Regions from separate parts of the Homo sapiens genome. Here region 2 is linked to region 1. Evidence: read pairs that join two places in POLR2A ChIA-PET (ENCODE). Cell type or tissue: PC-3. All regions are shown on one strand. Each heading gives the region's core, and the rest is flanking DNA. Links, peaks and the distances in the headings are about the cores only.

Region 1 (2,924 bases), core at 291-2,790:
CACTGCCCCACCTCAGTCAGAGCTGGCACATGAGTTAAACAGATTAGGAAAACTTCACGCAGAGACTGATGGGTACAGAGGCATGAATTGGAGTGGGAGGAATCCCAAGTACCTTGGTTTCCCCCTTCCCAGTGAGCTAGAACATGATCTTGGTCAAGCCGGAGTGCTGATGTAGGGGCCATGGCCGGGGGTTCCTCTAGGGGTGGCAGTCATGCTTATGAGGGTGAGTGCTTTAAAAATGACTAGAGCCCCAGTGTTTATCCTGTTATGATTCAGAAATACCACCTTGGACCAGGTAAGGACTTCAAAAAGAGGGGGAAAAAATGGGCCGGGTGCAGTGGCTCAAGCCTGTAATCCCACCACTTTGGGAGGCTGAGGCGGGCATATCATTTGAGGTCAGGAGTTCAAGACCAGCCTGGCCAACATGGTGAAACCCTGTCTCTACTAAAAATACAAAAATTAGCCAGTCACGGTGGAGGGCGCCTGTAATCCCAGCTGTTCGGGAGGCTGAGGCAGGAGAATCGCTTGAACATGGGAAGTGGAGGTTGCAGTGAGCTGAGATCGCGCCACTGCACTACAGCCTGGATGACGGAGTGAGTCCCTGTCCAAAAAAAAAGGGCAGGTGGGGGGAAGAAAGAGAAGGAAAAAAAGGAAGGAAGGAAAGAAAGAAGGAAGGAAGGGAAGGAAGGAAGGAGAAAGCTAGGACCTTTTGAAGTGCCCAAAGAAAGAAAAAGATGGAGGAAAGTAAGAAAAGAAGTGAGTGGAAGAACGGATGAAGGGAACTAGATTGATTGCATAGCTAATATGTTGTGGGCGTTTCACTGTTTCAGTATTTTTCCTTTTCCTCCTCTTCTGCCACTTTCTTCTTCTCCATGTCATGTCCATTTTTCAGGCATGGAGAGGGAAGGTCAGAGAGGCTGCCTTGAGTCAGAGCACCCTGGGTTGGAGTGTCCCTAGCTAGCTTAGTGACCTTGAGGAGGTCACTTAATCTGTCTGATCTTCAGCTTCCTCATCTATAAGAAGGAGAAAATAACTCTTTTGCAGAGCTGTGGAGTAACGAGATTAATATATGTAACACCTAGCACATGCCGAGCGCTCAAAACATGCTAGTTACCCGCACGGTTACTTTTAAGTAAGTTGCCCAAGGCCACACAGCTAATGAAGAGCCGACATTTTGACTCAGGCCTGTTGAGTCCAGAGCGCTCGTATTCCACCACATCAGACTGACTCACTAGGTAGTGACAAATCAGGAAAGTGCCACATAAACTATAAACCCTCTCTCCCACAGGCATACATTTGCACAGAGGGAGTGACACCCATTGTTTTTGCCTGCCCAGCAACCATTCCTTTTTATTCTGGAAACATCATCTTATGGCTTTAACACCATCTCCAGGTCTAGGGAGGAATATGTGACTCAAGCCAGGCTGGCCAGGGTTAATCCTGATATTTTTGTTGAGAAGAAAGATCTCTTTCTAATGAGGTTGTTAAGCTCACAAAAGGTAAGACTAGAGCTACTGGGACAATTCCTTGTCATCTTATAGGCAGGCAGAGCTGAAAGATTAAAAAAACAACAAATCTCTAACACTAGCATTTGGGCACCTGGAAACAGCTATGCCTGAAGCCATCAGCTGGATCTTTTTTTTCCCCCTGTAGCTAATTTGAATCCAGTTTCTGTCTTGCAACTAAGAGTCCTCACTGACTAATTTGAGGCTTGCCTGATACCGAGGCTCATGTACCTTAAACCATCCCAGATTGACTCAACAGTATAGAGCCTAAAGAGAAAAAAGGAAAAACAAATAAAGCAAATACTTTCTCTTTCTCATTTCCTTTCATCTTATATAGATATGGTACCTCTGCTAACAATTGCTGGATGAGTGTACAAACATGTCCAAGACAATCCCTTCACATTACTACTTGTTAATGATCTCATTACCTGCATAAACATCATGATTCTTTGTGTCAGTATCATAGTTGTCCGTATCAAACCTGTGTCAATTCCATGAAAATATATCAAGCTCCATTTCTGGTGCCCCTTTGAGAAAACTAGAGTTGGTGAGACATAAGTAAGAATATACATTTTTCTTTTTCTTTTTTTTTTTTTTGAGATGGAGTTTCCCTTTTGTCACCCACGCTGGAGTATAGTGGCACAATCTCGGCTCACTGCAACCTCTGCCTCCTGGGTTCAAGCGATTCTCCTGCTTCAGCCTCCTGAGTATCTGGGATTACAGGCCTGTGCCACCACACCTGGCTAATTTTGTATTTTTAGCAGAGACAGGGTTTCACCATGTTGGCCAGGCTGGTCTCGAACTCTTGACCTCAAGTGACCCACCCACTTTGGCCTCCCAAAGTGCTGGGATTACAGGCGTGAGGCACTGTGCCCGCCCGAGAATCTGTGTTTTTCACTCATAGTTTGGGATTGTTCTTGCAGCTGAATACCTCTGAAATAATAATCAATGAATATTTCATTCAATAAATATTTACTATCCTCTTCCGTGTGCCAGTCTCCTAAGTTGTCTTAGGATAATAATTATTATCCTAAATCATCCCATTACTTCTTAGATATTTAGCATTCCAACAAACAGAAAACGAGCTCTCTCCTCTCCCTTCCCAAGGGTTTATGTCTTTCATCTCCTCCTTGGCTATCCAGGTTTCGACCTCGGAGTTGGCTTTAGCTGCTGGAGCCTTCCTGAACCCATCTGTTGGGATATTGAGTCACTGAGTCATAAAGAGGAATGTTTCTCACTAAACATCACACCAGAACAGATAGACTTCCAGCTGAGCCAGCTGGTGACCTGGCCGCCCCTGAGTGGAGAAAATGGGAGACGTGGGAGTTGGAAGGCACACCACGCAGACGGTCACCTCATGGTGACGTCACCTGCCAAACCGGTGACTCACCTCCCAATTCTCCCCTCTACCAGCCATAT
Region 2 (2,861 bases), core at 362-2,861, 330 kb before region 1:
TGTAGTACACATTTATATTACATTAAAATATATGACATATATCATATAATGTTTTTAGGTTATTTTGAAAAGCTAAAAACAGTCATGTGTCGCTTAGTGGTGGGGATATCTTTTGAGAAATGCGTTCTTCGGTGATTTCCTCATTGTGCAAACATCATACAGCGCACTTACACAAACCTAGATGGCACAGCTTGCTACACACCTCGGCTATATGGTACAGCCTCTTGCTTCCAGGCTACAAACATGCACAACATGTGACTGTCTCAGTACCGAAGGCAATTATAACACAATTGTATTTGTGTATGTAAACATGGAAAAGGTCCAGTAAAAATTGGGTATTATAATCTTATGGGTCACTGTTGTGTATGAGACCCATCATTGACCAAAATGTCATTAGTCAGTACCTGACCATACTCTTTGAAAAGTTCAAATATCAAAGACTGTAACGGGGTAAACCATGAAAAGTCTTATAATCTGTTTTCCCACCACCCTACAGAAAATAATTTATTATGTTCTTGTGTATTTTTCTAGAATTTTGCACATAAACGCATACAGTATATATACTTTACTTCCCCACCCCCTTTTTGTAAATGCAGAAGATGATACTCTAGGTATACTATTCTGTACCTTAACACTGTAACTTCTTTTCATATCAATTCATAAAAAGATGCCAGATGTTTTTTTACAGTTGCATAAAATGCCATTGTATAGATGTACTGTCACGGCCCTTTGTAAGTGTGGAACTAATTTATGATGTAATGAGATAATAATGAATAATTAATTGCTGTAATAAGAAAGCAATGAGATTGCATTCTTTTCACAGTCTTGGCCACAGTATGTTATCACACTTTTGGGTTCTCATATATCTGGCAGGTGAAAATGGTCATTTCAACATAGTTTTAATTTACAGTTCACTTGTTATGGATAAAGAAGGTAGAGTTATAACTAGTATTAGGGATGAGAGAAGCGTCGTGTTATAACAAGCATTAGTTTGTTTTTTACTCTTTTTTATTTGAAATACAACGGAAGTGCAAAAAAGTACATAAACTCAGTTGTATACTGCAAGAACGATAGAACGATTATAAAGAGAACAGCTTTGTAACTGCCACCCAGGTCAAGAAATATGCAAAAACCTCCCCCCATTCCCCTTTCCTGTCCTCACCTCCCCCAAGGGCTGTCTCCTGAGGGTAACCACAAGCTGATTTTTATGTAATCCTGCAGTTGCTTTTCTGTATACATCCCTCAACAATATAGTTTAGTTTTGTGAGGTTTTGGACTTCTTCTGTGTATCATTCCATGCCTTTTTAAGTTCAGTTCTGTGTTGTTAAGGTTGATCCACCCTGATATGTAGCTGCGTTCATTTCCTTTGCTTTGGAGCATTCCTTTCTATTGTGGCACCATGATAGGTTTTTCATTCTTCTACTGATGCTCATTTTAGTTGTTTCCAGCTTTTGGCTGTTAGGATTGTGCATACATCCTGGCCCACATGTGTACACTTCCGTCCAGGGTGTGTGGATAGTCAGAAGTGGAAGTGCTGGATCACAGGAGGTGCATTTCTTCAATTTGATGTGATACAGTCCAGTTGTTTTTAGCATGGTTGCTCCAGTTACCATTCCTCCTCCCAACCCTGCTAACATTTGCTATCATCAGATCCTTTATTATTTTTTTCAATTTGATGGTTGTATGATAGTATCGCATACCAGCTTAATTTTTAGAAGCTTCATGGAGATGTTTACAGATATGATTCACTTGTTTAAAGTGTACAATTGAGTGGTTTTTAATATATTTGCAGAGTTGTGCAATCACCATCACAATTTAGTTACTGAATATTTTCATCACCCCAAAAAGAAACCCCATGCCCATTAGCAGTCACTTCCCATTTCCTGCCAACCCCCCTAATCCTAGGCAACTGATTGTCTTTCTGAATATATGGATTTGCCTATTTGAGACATTTCATGGAATCATACACATGTGGTCTTTTATGACTGGATTTTGTCACCTACATGATTTTTCTCAAGGCTCACACAAGTTGTAGCATGTATCAGCACTTCGTTCCTTTATGTTGCTGAGTAATTTTCTATTCTATACATACACCACGTTTTGTGTGTCCATCAGTCAGTTGATGGTGATTTGGATTGTTTCCGCTTTTTGACTATTGTGAATAATGCTACTGTGCACACTTGTATACAGGATTTTGTATAGACACATGTTTTCATTAACCATAGTGGTTTTAATTTCTACGTCCTTGCTTCCTAATTGAAGTTGAGCCCCTTGCCGTGTGTTTTTTTTTTTTTTTTTTTGACATTTGATATTCCTTTAAGAAATATCTGATCCGGTTTTTTGCTTACCTTTTCTCTGGGGGTATCTATCATATAAGCACAGATCTAGGGGCATTCTTCATTGTTACACGCCTTGCAGATATCTTGTCCCAACTTGGGCCCATTTACCTCTTGAATGGTGCCTTTTTATGAACAGAAATTCTTAATTTCAAATAGTCAAACTTGTCCCTGTTCTGTGGTCAGAGGTTTTGCCTCATTCTTTACCTTGAGATCATGAAAATATTCTCTTCCAAAAGCTTTATGGTTTTGGATTTCATAATTGTGAATTTCAAATATCAGAAAATCATAGAAGTAAGACTTGGCAGTGGGGAATGGGATGACCATTTTCATCGGTCCTTGCTGTGAAGTTGAGGCAGCTAATGAGTTCCATACACACCAAGATGGTTTTTCAGAAAAGCTTCTTTCTATCTTGCAGGTTAAAATTGCATACATTAACTTCCTGAATCACTGCTATGTGGATACAGAGGTGGAAATGAAGGAGATTTATACCAGCAATCACATGTGGAAATTGTTTGAGAATTT

Evidence for each region. ChIA-PET counts read pairs that join two places held together with the same protein. Peaks named below come from ENCODE experiments on the same cell type or tissue, not always from the same donor. Only the 100,000 strongest peaks of a DNase experiment are listed, where the experiment ranks them.
Region 2: POLR2A ChIA-PET joins it to region 1 with 10 read pairs; 2 of 35 experiments call an interaction of 5 or more read pairs at or near these places.

Annotation. Positions count from the first base shown.
Region 1 is chr3:5,020,657-5,023,580 of GRCh38, forward strand. No RefSeq gene overlaps it. Among named protein-coding and RNA genes, the nearest start is that of BHLHE40-AS1, 42 kb to the left of the region's middle. RefSeq lists a cis regulatory region at 1,173-1,371 and enhancers at 2,064-2,924, 2,711-2,924. In PC-3, for the core only: a CTCF peak has its summit at 1,385; DNase peaks (open chromatin) are centred at 1,255 and 1,725; H3K4me3 peaks cover 669 bases; H3K27ac peaks cover 2,500 bases.
Region 2 is chr3:4,694,393-4,697,253 of GRCh38, forward strand. ITPR1 (inositol 1,4,5-trisphosphate receptor type 1) reads left to right here. Exons shown (of 62, transcript NM_001378452.1): 34 at 2,755-2,861. Among named protein-coding and RNA genes, the nearest start is that of EGOT, 56 kb to the right of the region's middle. In PC-3, for the core only: no CTCF peak of the experiment used is centred there; a DNase peak (open chromatin) is centred at 1,749; H3K4me3 peaks cover 1,035 bases; H3K27ac peaks cover 2,096 bases.